Linked DNA regions of Homo sapiens: all the other regions are linked to region 1. The links are chromatin contacts, found by Hi-C or POLR2A ChIA-PET in ENCODE. All regions are on one chromosome and are shown on one strand. The core of a region is the stretch at or near the end of the contact, and the rest is flanking DNA. Distances in the headings are between cores, read along the strand shown. Region 1 overlaps ADGRV1 (adhesion G protein-coupled receptor V1). Region 2 overlaps LOC107986432 (a long non-coding RNA gene). Region 3 overlaps LOC107986432 (a long non-coding RNA gene).

Evidence for each region. Hi-C counts contacts between places; a loop is a spot of excess contacts on that map. ChIA-PET counts read pairs that join two places held with the same protein, here RNA polymerase II (POLR2A). Pooled maps may share reads with other maps.
Region 2: a loop to region 1 is called in a map of HepG2, with 15 times the contacts of the local background. The contact joins two enhancer-like sites. A Hi-C loop is called at or near these places in 59 of 168 maps with a recorded cell type or tissue (B cell, CD14-positive monocyte, CD4-positive, alpha-beta T cell and 35 more), 37 of 37 single-sample maps with no recorded cell type and 41 of 50 pooled maps. POLR2A ChIA-PET finds 5 or more read pairs at or near these places in 2 of 52 experiments (MCF 10A and PC-9).
Region 3: a loop to region 1 is called in a map of heart right ventricle, with 7 times the contacts of the local background. The contact joins two enhancer-like sites. A Hi-C loop is called at or near these places in 10 of 168 maps with a recorded cell type or tissue (A673, Caco-2, K562 and 4 more) and 5 of 50 pooled maps. POLR2A ChIA-PET finds 5 or more read pairs at or near these places in 1 of 52 experiments (activated T-cell).

The regions. Positions count from the first base shown.
Region 1 is chr5:91,100,187-91,103,610 of GRCh38, forward strand. ADGRV1 (adhesion G protein-coupled receptor V1) reads left to right here. Exons shown (of 90, transcript NM_032119.4): 87 at 2,033-2,154. Among named protein-coding and RNA genes, the nearest start is that of LUCAT1, 210 kb to the right of the region's middle. Within about 2 kb of position 1,790, at least 3 of the 41 ENCODE cell types and tissues checked have a DNase peak (open chromatin) inside an H3K27ac peak, as active enhancers do.
Region 2 is chr5:91,217,923-91,221,346 of GRCh38, forward strand. All of the region lies in intron 3 of LOC107986432 (a long non-coding RNA gene), which reads right to left. Among named protein-coding and RNA genes, the nearest start is that of LUCAT1, 95 kb to the right of the region's middle. Within about 2 kb of position 1,714, at least 9 of the 41 ENCODE cell types and tissues checked have a DNase peak (open chromatin) inside an H3K27ac peak, as active enhancers do.
Region 3 is chr5:91,182,161-91,185,584 of GRCh38, forward strand. All of the region lies in intron 6 of LOC107986432 (a long non-coding RNA gene), which reads right to left. Among named protein-coding and RNA genes, the nearest start is that of LUCAT1, 130 kb to the right of the region's middle. Within about 2 kb of position 1,756, at least 14 of the 41 ENCODE cell types and tissues checked have a DNase peak (open chromatin) inside an H3K27ac peak, as active enhancers do.

The sequences.
Region 1 (3,424 bases), core at 540-3,039:
CAAGGCATGCGGATCGCTTGAGCCCGGAAGTTCAAGACCAGCCGGGGCAACATGGCGAAACCCCATCTATACAAAAAGTACAAAAATTAAGTGGGCGTGGTGGCATGCGCCTATAGTTTCAGCTACTTGGGAGGCTGAGAGGTGGCAGGATGGCTTGAGCCCAGGAGGTCAAGCCTGCAGTGAGCTGTGACAACACCACCACACTCCAGTCTGGGCAATGGAGAAAGACTTTGTATGACCCTATGTGAAAGAAAAGGAGAGGAAAAAGAAAAGAGAAAGAAAACAAAAAAGGAAAGAAGGAAGCAGGGAGGGAGGAAGGAAGGATGGAAGGAAGGAAGGAAGGGGAAAAGAAAGAATAATGGATAATATGCTAAATAAGCAGGAATATATTAGTCTACATTAGAAGATAAATAAGTGGATAAATCAAACATTTGATAAGGAAAAAGATATTTACATAGTTTCAAAGAAATGCCACATATAAAACTTCTTAATTACACAGGGGAAAATGCTAACTTTACAGTGAAGAATTTGTGCAGCCATCATCTTAATCAAGTGACCAAAATGAACATCTTCAGTAACGGGAAAAATTGAGTTCTTGCGTCACCTTATAGAATGCTGTAAGATGAACTCAGCATCCCTTCTGTGATTTCTAACGGCTTATAATCTAAATCTAATCACGAGAAAAATCAAATAAACTCAAATTTAAGGACACTGCAAGAAAAACTGGCTGGTAATCATCAAAAGTGTCAGGGTTACAAAAGTCAAGGACACACAGAAGACCCATTTGGGATTAAGAATCTACGAAGACGTGTCAACTATACACGACTGGATCTCTGGATCTCTCTGCTAAAAAGGAAATTACTGGTATAATAAAATGGAATCTGAGAATGATAGTACTATATCAGTGTTAATTTCCTAATTTGATGGCATCATGTTTATGTAGGAAAATGTCTTTGTAGAAAATACACATTATTCAGAGGGTAATGGGGGATCAGATTCACAATTTTCAATTAATTCAGGGAAAAAAAAACTTTCTCATTGTACTCTACTTGCACGTCTTCTGTATGTTTGAGATTGTTTCCAAGTAAAATTAAATTTGAAAATTGCTAAAGTTGTAAGCAACTGTTTAAATTTCCATAGTGGACGAGGATTTTAGGTGTTAATTGATGATAGTGGGTAAAGAAGGGCTTTGAGGTCTGTCATGAAAGTTGTCAGTGGTGTGGTCTACCCTGATGTCTTTCAACAGCTTGAAAATGTGTTTATTTGTGGCTGCAAAGATCCGATTCACTTTCTAAATCTTATATAACTTGTCACTTAAATATTAAGATCGCCTCTATATGGTTATTATTCTAAAACTCAGATAGCAAAGAAAACTCAAAATAGACAAGTGGAAAGGGTAATAAAGTCCCTTGGCCCTGAGAAAATCTATTCTGAAAACGTCTGAAACAAACTGCATTAGAACATGTGTAGAATAAGTTTAGTTGATCATTATGAATCAGTCACTTCATCTTTGCTCTTAAACTTACCAATAAATTTTGGTGTCTTCTCAGTCAGAAAAAAGATGTGAGTACAGGTTTTTCCAACACACACACACGTGCGCATGCACACACACACACACGCACACACGCACGATGTTATATAATTTCTGTTCTTAAGTGCCTGGTTGGAATATGCTAATTTCGGGAGCACACTACTGCCTGCCATTTTCTGGTGGAACAGTCTTTTAAGGAGATTTCTACAAATCCATTGTTGCTTTGTGGTACTTACTGAACAGTCCAGCAGGTGGTAGTCTAGGAGAGGAACAGTTCTCATCCTCCCCCAGCCATCCCTGGGCCTACCAGCAGCCCCATTTGCAAAACAGAATGTGGACTCAGCAATGTGCCTTCTCCCCTCTGGCATAAGAATGGGATTTCCAAGGTTGTTCTCTCAAAATGGGCACTAGAATACCACAGAAAGAAGCCAAAAATAACTGTGTATACATGTGACTGTGCAGTATTCTGAAGCTCAAAAATTCTTTTTTTTTTATTTCTAGAAATTCCACTGATTTTATATCTCTTTGCTCTGATTTCCGTGACATGGCTTTGGGGAGGACTACACATGGCCTACAGACACTTCTGGATGTTGGTTCTCTTTGTCATTTTCAACAGTCTGCAGGTAAGCCTTACAATTTGGTTAGTGACAACATACATTTATCTTAATGAACACAAGGCATAGAATTTCAATATTAAAGAGTCAAGCATCCACACACAGGTGAATTTGTGTACATAATAACATCATATAGAGTTGTAAAATAAAATGATAGGAACCTAAATCCTTAACATTTGAAATATGACTGGGATTCTAACTTGCTCATTATACAATTAGGGAAGACAAAATATTTATTCTCCTTCATTTTGAACATCGAAGTAACTACACAAACATATTTCTTTTTCAGTAGGATTGATGTTTATCAACTTTGCAAATGGCAGTCATGTAAGATCAATGCACATATTTGGATTGTGGCTGGGTCTAGAAATTAGATCAATTGAGGAGTGAAATAGTGATGTTCAAGCAGTCCCCTCTTAAGTGTGATGCTTAGTGAAATGAGAGTGTTTGGTTCACTAAAACATGACTGACATCCCCTAAGTCCAGCAGTGCCCAGCTTAAATTAGTTTTATAAGCATGCTTGGATAACTAGAAATTATATAACTGCAGCAAAAATGAAAGCTGAGATTTTTAGTACTTTTGTTAAATGGAAAAATGTTGCACCCTGATATTAACAAATGGAACAAATGAACACATTTTCCTTGTTTTCCAAAGTGAAACGATCTGTCCTAGACTAAAAGAATTTCTTAAATTTATTAAATTATCTCTAAATAGTCCTTCTTTTGGCTACCATCTTGCAAGGATCATGTGTGGCAAACACACAGACATATACACACCTTCAGAATTGTAGCATACAATTGAAATGTGACTCCAGTCATTTTTTAGGTTTGCACCTGAGCAGACAAACTCTTCAGTTAGATCATAGCTTACATGATGGTGCCTAATCAAGGACATTATCAACTTAGGAAGGGGAAAATACAAAACAATTAAAAGTTTAGAACCAAGTTGCTACAAGTTTCTATATAGACAACTGTCTGTGGTTATAGTTACAGGTGAGCACTTACTATTGCCAGGTGGTAAAGAAGACAGTCCGGCCTCTCTGGGATCTGATGATTCAAAGAGTGAACAATCAGCTCTAAGAATCTAGTATGGCAGGTGCCATGTAAAGAGAGCATTTTGAGAGTGAGTAGGGGCCTGTTGACCATCAGGGCAGAGCCATCAGGGCAGAGGCTCAGTCTTGGTCACCTTTAGATCCCTAGGGCCTAGTGGAACTAAGAACAAGGTCCAAACTGACAGCCTGCAGGTGTGTTTTGCTTGGCAGACACACAGTGTTATATGA
Region 2 (3,424 bases), core at 464-2,963, 120 kb after region 1:
CCAGACCTATTCCAGAAGCCTTGTGTGTTAAATACACCTTAGGGACTGGTTTGAAAATCTCAGTGCTAAGAAGACTGTATTGGAAAACTCACTCTGAGTTTTGAATAAACTTTTGAAATAATAATTATAGATATAATTATGATATTAATAGATAATATTTATTAAATATTATAATAATAATCCTATAAATAATTATGTTATATAATTATAGATAATATATATTATTTTATAAATAACTATTATAGATAATATTTATTATAAATAATTATTATTACAGATATTTATTATAGATAATAAATGTAAAACACTAGTTATAAAAAGTATATAGCACTCTCTAGATTAAAAGGATATTTATTTTTGAATTTCAGAAAGTACAGAGAAGTTGCTATTATGCCAAAAGTAATATGCAGAATTTTCTTCTTTATTTACATGCCATACCATTTACTTTGTGCATCCACAATTCCTATTAAGTCTGTAAGGAGCCCAAGAAATCTGCATTAGTGTTTATCACATTTCTGGCTTTTTCACAGCCATCTTGATGAGTCCCTATTCTGAGTTTATTTTCTCTTCATTTCTAGCTCTATCTAGATAATCCTAACATGTTTATCTCAATACAACTATGTACTAGGTCTCAACATCAAATGCCACTGCCACTCTCCTATGAAAGTCATCTACAACAAAACTTACGCTAGTCCTCCTTACCTACGGATTGATCATCAGTACACACTCATTTTCTCTGACTAAATTCTCTCCTTCACTATTTCTCCAAGCTTGTGCTTCTCAAATTTGGATACATACATTTCCAGGGAGGTATAATTTTAGATCAGGAGCCATAAGACAATGTTTCTCACTGGAGCATTTATTTAAGTGAGGATTTGGATGATTAAATAACTTAACTGGAAAGCAACTATATGAGTTATTTTTGTCTTAAATAAGACCTGGATATGTTAAATAGAAAGATACAAATTTACATTAAATTTTAAGAAAAAAGGTGGGCCTTCAAAAAATATGTGCTATGTCCTCCAAGTTCCCAATCTTGGGTGCCTTATTTACTTGATAATATGTTATCAGTTTAGCTGATCTTCTTGAAACACACACATTCAACAACTATGCAAGTACTAGTTTAAACGATAAGAAAAGCTTGCAGAAAAATGTCAGTCAGGCCCAGCATATCATCTCCCCTTTCTATCTCATTCTAACTGAATCCCAAGGGTCGCTGGTTTTCAAGGGGTTGGGTCAGAGCCAAAAGAAAGCAATTTCATTTTCAAGTAAGTGTAGCATTCAGTAGATCTTGAGCAAAGTAAATATCCTCGGAGCTGGTTTCATAATAGGTTCCTCCTATGAAGACTGGCTCCAACCAGTTCTTGGGAAACGTGCTTACAGACAAGAATTGCCCAACTGATTTCAGTAGACAAGAAAGTACACAGGGCAGCAGAGGTCAAGCCAATGACTGTACAGCCTATACACATCTTTATGGATAAATTAATCCCCAAAACAATGGCACATACTTACTTAGTATTAAGACTTAGATAACACAATCTAAAGAGCTCAAGGCATTCTTCATAAAAACTTAAAAGTAAACAATGATGTTCATTCTTTTCTGGCTGACAGGGTGAAAATTACCTCCATGGGGCTTGGCCATACAGATAGCTTGAGTAGACAGCTGCCCACACAGTGTAATTTGAGGGGAGCCACAAGGTTCTGTCTGTTGGAAAACATATTCCCCTTTGATTTCTCAGAGCATAGCCTTCCCCAGATTCCTGGCTTCCATTCTCACCATTAGTCACCAGAGTTAGATACTAAGTAGAAGCAGTACGTCCATAAAGTCATTGCGGAAATGTATACTTAAATGACCTGAGAGGGGCATTGGGTTTTTTCCCATTTATACAATAAAACACATTCACACATTAACATGGATTAGTTTACCTTGGTTAATTGTCAATCTGGAAAGCAAATGCTAGGATTCTGATGGCATGTGACATAAAATAGTAAGCTTTTGATGACAATTGAGGCATGGGTTTCATGGGAATCAGAAGACCTGGTTGGGCCCAGCAGAGGGCACTCTAGGAAACCAGCACAAGAAGATTAGACACAACATAGTAGAGATAGACTTACTAAATTTAGCTTTTTATTCCTTTGTAATTTTTGCTAAGCCAGCCCCGACCACCACAAAGCAAATAGGACCACTTTAAAGTTAACTGGTCATGAGTAGAGTGCCCAGGAGGCAGCAAATTGCTTCTGAATTCTGAAAGTGCCAAAACAATCGTCATCATCATCATCATCACCACTACTAAAAGCCATATACATTTCTCAATAGCTTCTGGTAGAATCAATCGCTTTCATCCCTCTGGTGGGTAATATAAAGGAGCTGGCAGAAAACATGGAGAAAGAGAATTAGAAAGGCCAGAGGAAACTCACAACTGATAAGCAGAGGCTGGGGATGGTAGTAAAAAGACAGCTAAGGCTGAACACAGAGGTTCATGCCTATAATCCTAGCACTTTGAGAGGCCAAGGCAGGAGGATCACTTGAGCTTGGGAGTTCAAGACCAGCCTGGAGCCAGGCGCGGTGGCTCACACCTGTAATCCCAGCACTTTGGGAGGCCAAGGTGGGTGGATCACCTGAGGTCAGGAGTTTGAGAGCAGCCTGGACAACGTGGTAAAACCCTGTCTCTACTAAAAATACAAAAATTAGCCGGGCATGGTGGTGCGTGGCTGTAATCCCAGCTACGTGGGATGCTGAGGCAGGAGAATCGCTTGAACCTGGGAGGCAGAGGTTGTAGTGAGCCGAGATTACGCCACTGCACTCCAGCCTGGGTGACAGAGTGAGACTCTGTCTCAGAAAGAAAGAAAGAAAGAAAGAAAAAGAAAGAAAGAAAGAAAGAAAGAAAGAAAGAAAGAAAGAAAGAAAGAAAGAAAGAAAGAAAGAAAGAAAGAAAGAGAAAGAAAAAAAGACCAGCCTGGACAACATAGCGACACCCCATCTGTACAAAAAATACAAAAATTAGCCAAGTGTGGTGGTGCACACCTGTAGTCCCAGCTACTAGGAAGGCTGAAGTGGGAGGACTGCTTGAGCCCAGGAGGTCGAGGCTGCAGTGAGCCGAAATTACACCACTGCACTTCAGACAGGGTGACAGAGCGAGACCCTGTCAAAAAAAAAAAAGACAGCTAAGATAACATCGTCACTGATTGCCACGTAAAGTAGATTGCTGGAATGGCTACAAAATTCTTTTACTATCTGACACTGGTTTGTTCACATACCTGTAAAGTATTTATAGAAATTCACAGATAGATCAGGTAGAGCCAGATCAGTTAACTCTTAGAGAGCCAGAGGACACTTTCTCCACACAGCAAATCAAATTGTTCCTGAGGAAAAGCATGGAGTTCACTTTAGGTACACAAAGATAATCCCAACATAGACTTGACA
Region 3 (3,424 bases), core at 506-3,005, 82 kb after region 1:
GACACCGTTATATAGTAAAGGGACACAAATAAATCTTTGTGTCTCTGCTCTTACTGTACTTTAGAATCACCCTGGAGAAATTTAAAAAATAATTTTGCCTGACCCCCACCCAGAAGATTAAATCAGAATATTCTGGAGTAGAGCTTGGTACTGGTATTTTGTACAGTTCTCCAGATGGTTCTAATATACAGCAAGGGACAAGCTCTACTGAACTAGATAATTTTGGTTGTCTTTTGCATAACTTGTTCTCTTCCCAAAGAGTCTTCTGACATTACAGCAGTTCCCTGTGCAAGGCCAAGAGGTCCAGGTGACAGTCCAGGGAGGGGAAAAAAATGTGTGTTTCTTGATCCTTTGACACATGGTGCATGTGTTTGGGTATATGAAAATTATATTTCCTATTGCTCATTCTTTTCCTAGATTGACAGAGGATGCCCTGGATGCCACTTGTATCTCAGAATTAAGATTGTAACTAAATAGGGCATAGAATTTCTCTCAGCTTGGGTAGGAACAGGCATTCAAGAGACCAGAGAGGCCTCCTCAGAGATTCGCAGAAAGGGAGGACCTGGGTTACAAACTTTCTTGGAGTTTGCTCGCTGAGCTTAAGACTAGATGGTTGCCTGTTTCATACAAACAATGTACCCCAGGGTAAAGCTTCCTCTTCCAGCTTCCTCCTTCCTTATTTCTGTATTTGTAGAGCTTTACAAAGTGGTTTCTCTCTGACTGGCTACTGACTCCTCTCGCCTCTGGGTGGAGCTGAGTTCAGTGAAAAACAGGGTGACTTGAAAACACCACACCTATAATTGAAGAGTATTTCTTAAGGTCTTTTACGATCTGTCTTTTCTAGTTATTGCCTCTCACACTGTCCAAAATCAAACCAGCTGAGTCCACAATCCGGGTAACAGCTGTTCAGGCTTGGCATCAAACAACCCTTGGGACTCAGGGCATGACTCTTCAGTGAGATTAGTCGTAACCTAAGAGGCATCTCTGGCTACTTTCAAATTATTTCCATTGCAAAAGATACTGAATTATTTGTTGAATCACGTCATTTTCTTGGAAAAACCTCTGCCTCCGGGGTTCAAGGGATTCTCCTGCCTCAGCCTCCTGAGAAGCTGGGATTACAGGCAGGCACCAAAACAGCCAGCTAATTTTTTTGTATTTTAGTAGAGACAAGGTTTCACCATGTTGGCCAGGCTGGTCTCGAACTCCTGGCCTCAAGTGATCATCTGCCTGCCTCAGCCTCCCAAAGTGCTGGGATTGTTGGCATGAGCCACCACACCTGGCTCCACTAACTTTCCTAAAAGCTATTTACTATAAAAAAAATCAATATTATCTCTGTGTTACAGAAGAGGAAACTGAAACCAAGAAAAAAATAAGAGCATTGCCCAAAAGTGATTTCCACTTCAATCTTTTCCTTTTGTTTCTTTTCTAGCTTTCTTTCTGTTCCACCTTCATGTTTTTTTCTATTTTTTTTTTCTTGATTATTCTTTCCCTTTCATTTGCCTCTTTGAGTTTCAGGAATAAGAAATGCATTCTTAGAAGCATAAATGTTGAACTCAAGAAAAGACAAGTAAAACCTGAGTCAACTTGAAGCTGCTGTTCAAAGAGGGGAAAAAAGAAATCCAGAACAAGGATTTATTCCTGACCCAAACTACTGTCTTCATAAGTTGGCTGGCTCACCTGACTGTCAAAACAAGTTTGGGAAGGAGGAAGAAATGAACACATTAGCTTTGCAACAACACTTGCCCCACTGCCCGCCCACTTACTTGAAGAGGAAGTTGGTAAACTTCACCTTTGGGATTCTAAACGGCCTAGCTGCAATTCAGCTCTAAACATTGTACTATCCTGTGGCCAGGCGCCCCAAGGAATCTGAAGGATTCAGACGGGTGAAGTGATAACCATAATAATGCCTTCCATTTGTATAACCCCTTTACAAAGAATGTTTTCATGTGTCATCTCATATACTCACTTATGTCATTCATTAAAGTATATGGAAGGTCTAACATGAAAGTAATGATAGTGTTCCCCTAAATGAGCTCGAGACCTTGGTTTTTTTAAAAAAATCATACCTTTCTTGTCTATTTTGATAGTTTTCTAATGCAGTTTCATGGGGAAAAAAATCACAGAGATGACCTGATGGTACAAACTAAAGCTATCTCTGGAGACACCTGTCTAAAGAGTCATGGGTAGTTTCTTCTTAATATTTGCAAGTTGGCAATATTCCACTGAAGTCTTGGACTCTGTTGGCTGCCTGTAAGATCTCTCCCTGGAACACCCCAGAAGTCTCTACTGCTTTTCTAAAGAACTCATGAATGGGAAAGAGCTTAAAGTTATAAGGACTTGGAAATACTTTTTATAGAAAATCGGGAAAGTGAATCGGGAGAATTAACCTAAGGGTTTAATTAATCTTCACAGTTGGTTTGTGACCTATGATTATATTAGTCTCTTTAGGATTTGTCAAGAGAACTTGCATGAGATTAATATCCTTCCCTTAATCCCTACTTTTAATAGAGTTTTGTTTAGCCTCATGTTCTCAGCTGCCCTGTGCCCCTGCCAGAAATCCTAGCCCTTCCCAGAGGTCAGTTAGAGGTGGTTTATCAGATGGAAAGAATGAAATGGTAATCCCTATCAAACACTGAAATTTCTAAATCCAGGCAGAATTTTTATCATTATATGTAAAAAAAATTTGGGAAGTCCTCACACCTCCTAGAAGCAACACTCATTTAGAAGGTTGTTTGGTTTGTTTCCAAACGAACAGGTAGTTTCAGTTAGAGCTCTACTTTTGCAAATCAGACAATTTTAGTTAGTCAACATATAAAACATCCTTCATCTAATTTTACGTACATAGGATGAACATTATTGTGAAGAATGAAAGGAGGCATTAAAAACAATCACAACAGGACCACACATGCGAACATGGACTATCCAGGGTAAAACAGGACGTGTGGCCAACCCGCATATACATCAATATTTGAAACAGTTCTTCTCTAGTCCTCATATTTTTTTATTATATTGGAATGTGGCAAGGATATTGTTCACTTTCTTTTTTATACTGAGAAGTAAATTTATTCAAGTTTCTTGAAAAATAATCTTACATTCTAAGTCTCCACTAATCTGTTTCGAAGCTCATCATGTATTTATTTCTATGAAACTGAGATGTAGGCTTTCCACATAGCTATATTTTTGTGAATCCTCCAGAAGATTATTTAAAAATACCTACAGTTTTTCCCACTATTTCAACATTTATTCAAAGACATTTAGTTTTATTTTGAAAAACTTCGAAGTTTATTTTGGAATAAAAGTGTCAGTTCTTCCCCCCAATTCTCCAAGTTTTAGTAGAACAATGGATTTACCTTTTAGAAGAACATTGAGTATCTGAATATAACAACACTTTACTGTTGATTATCAGATGTCAAAACTGACAATC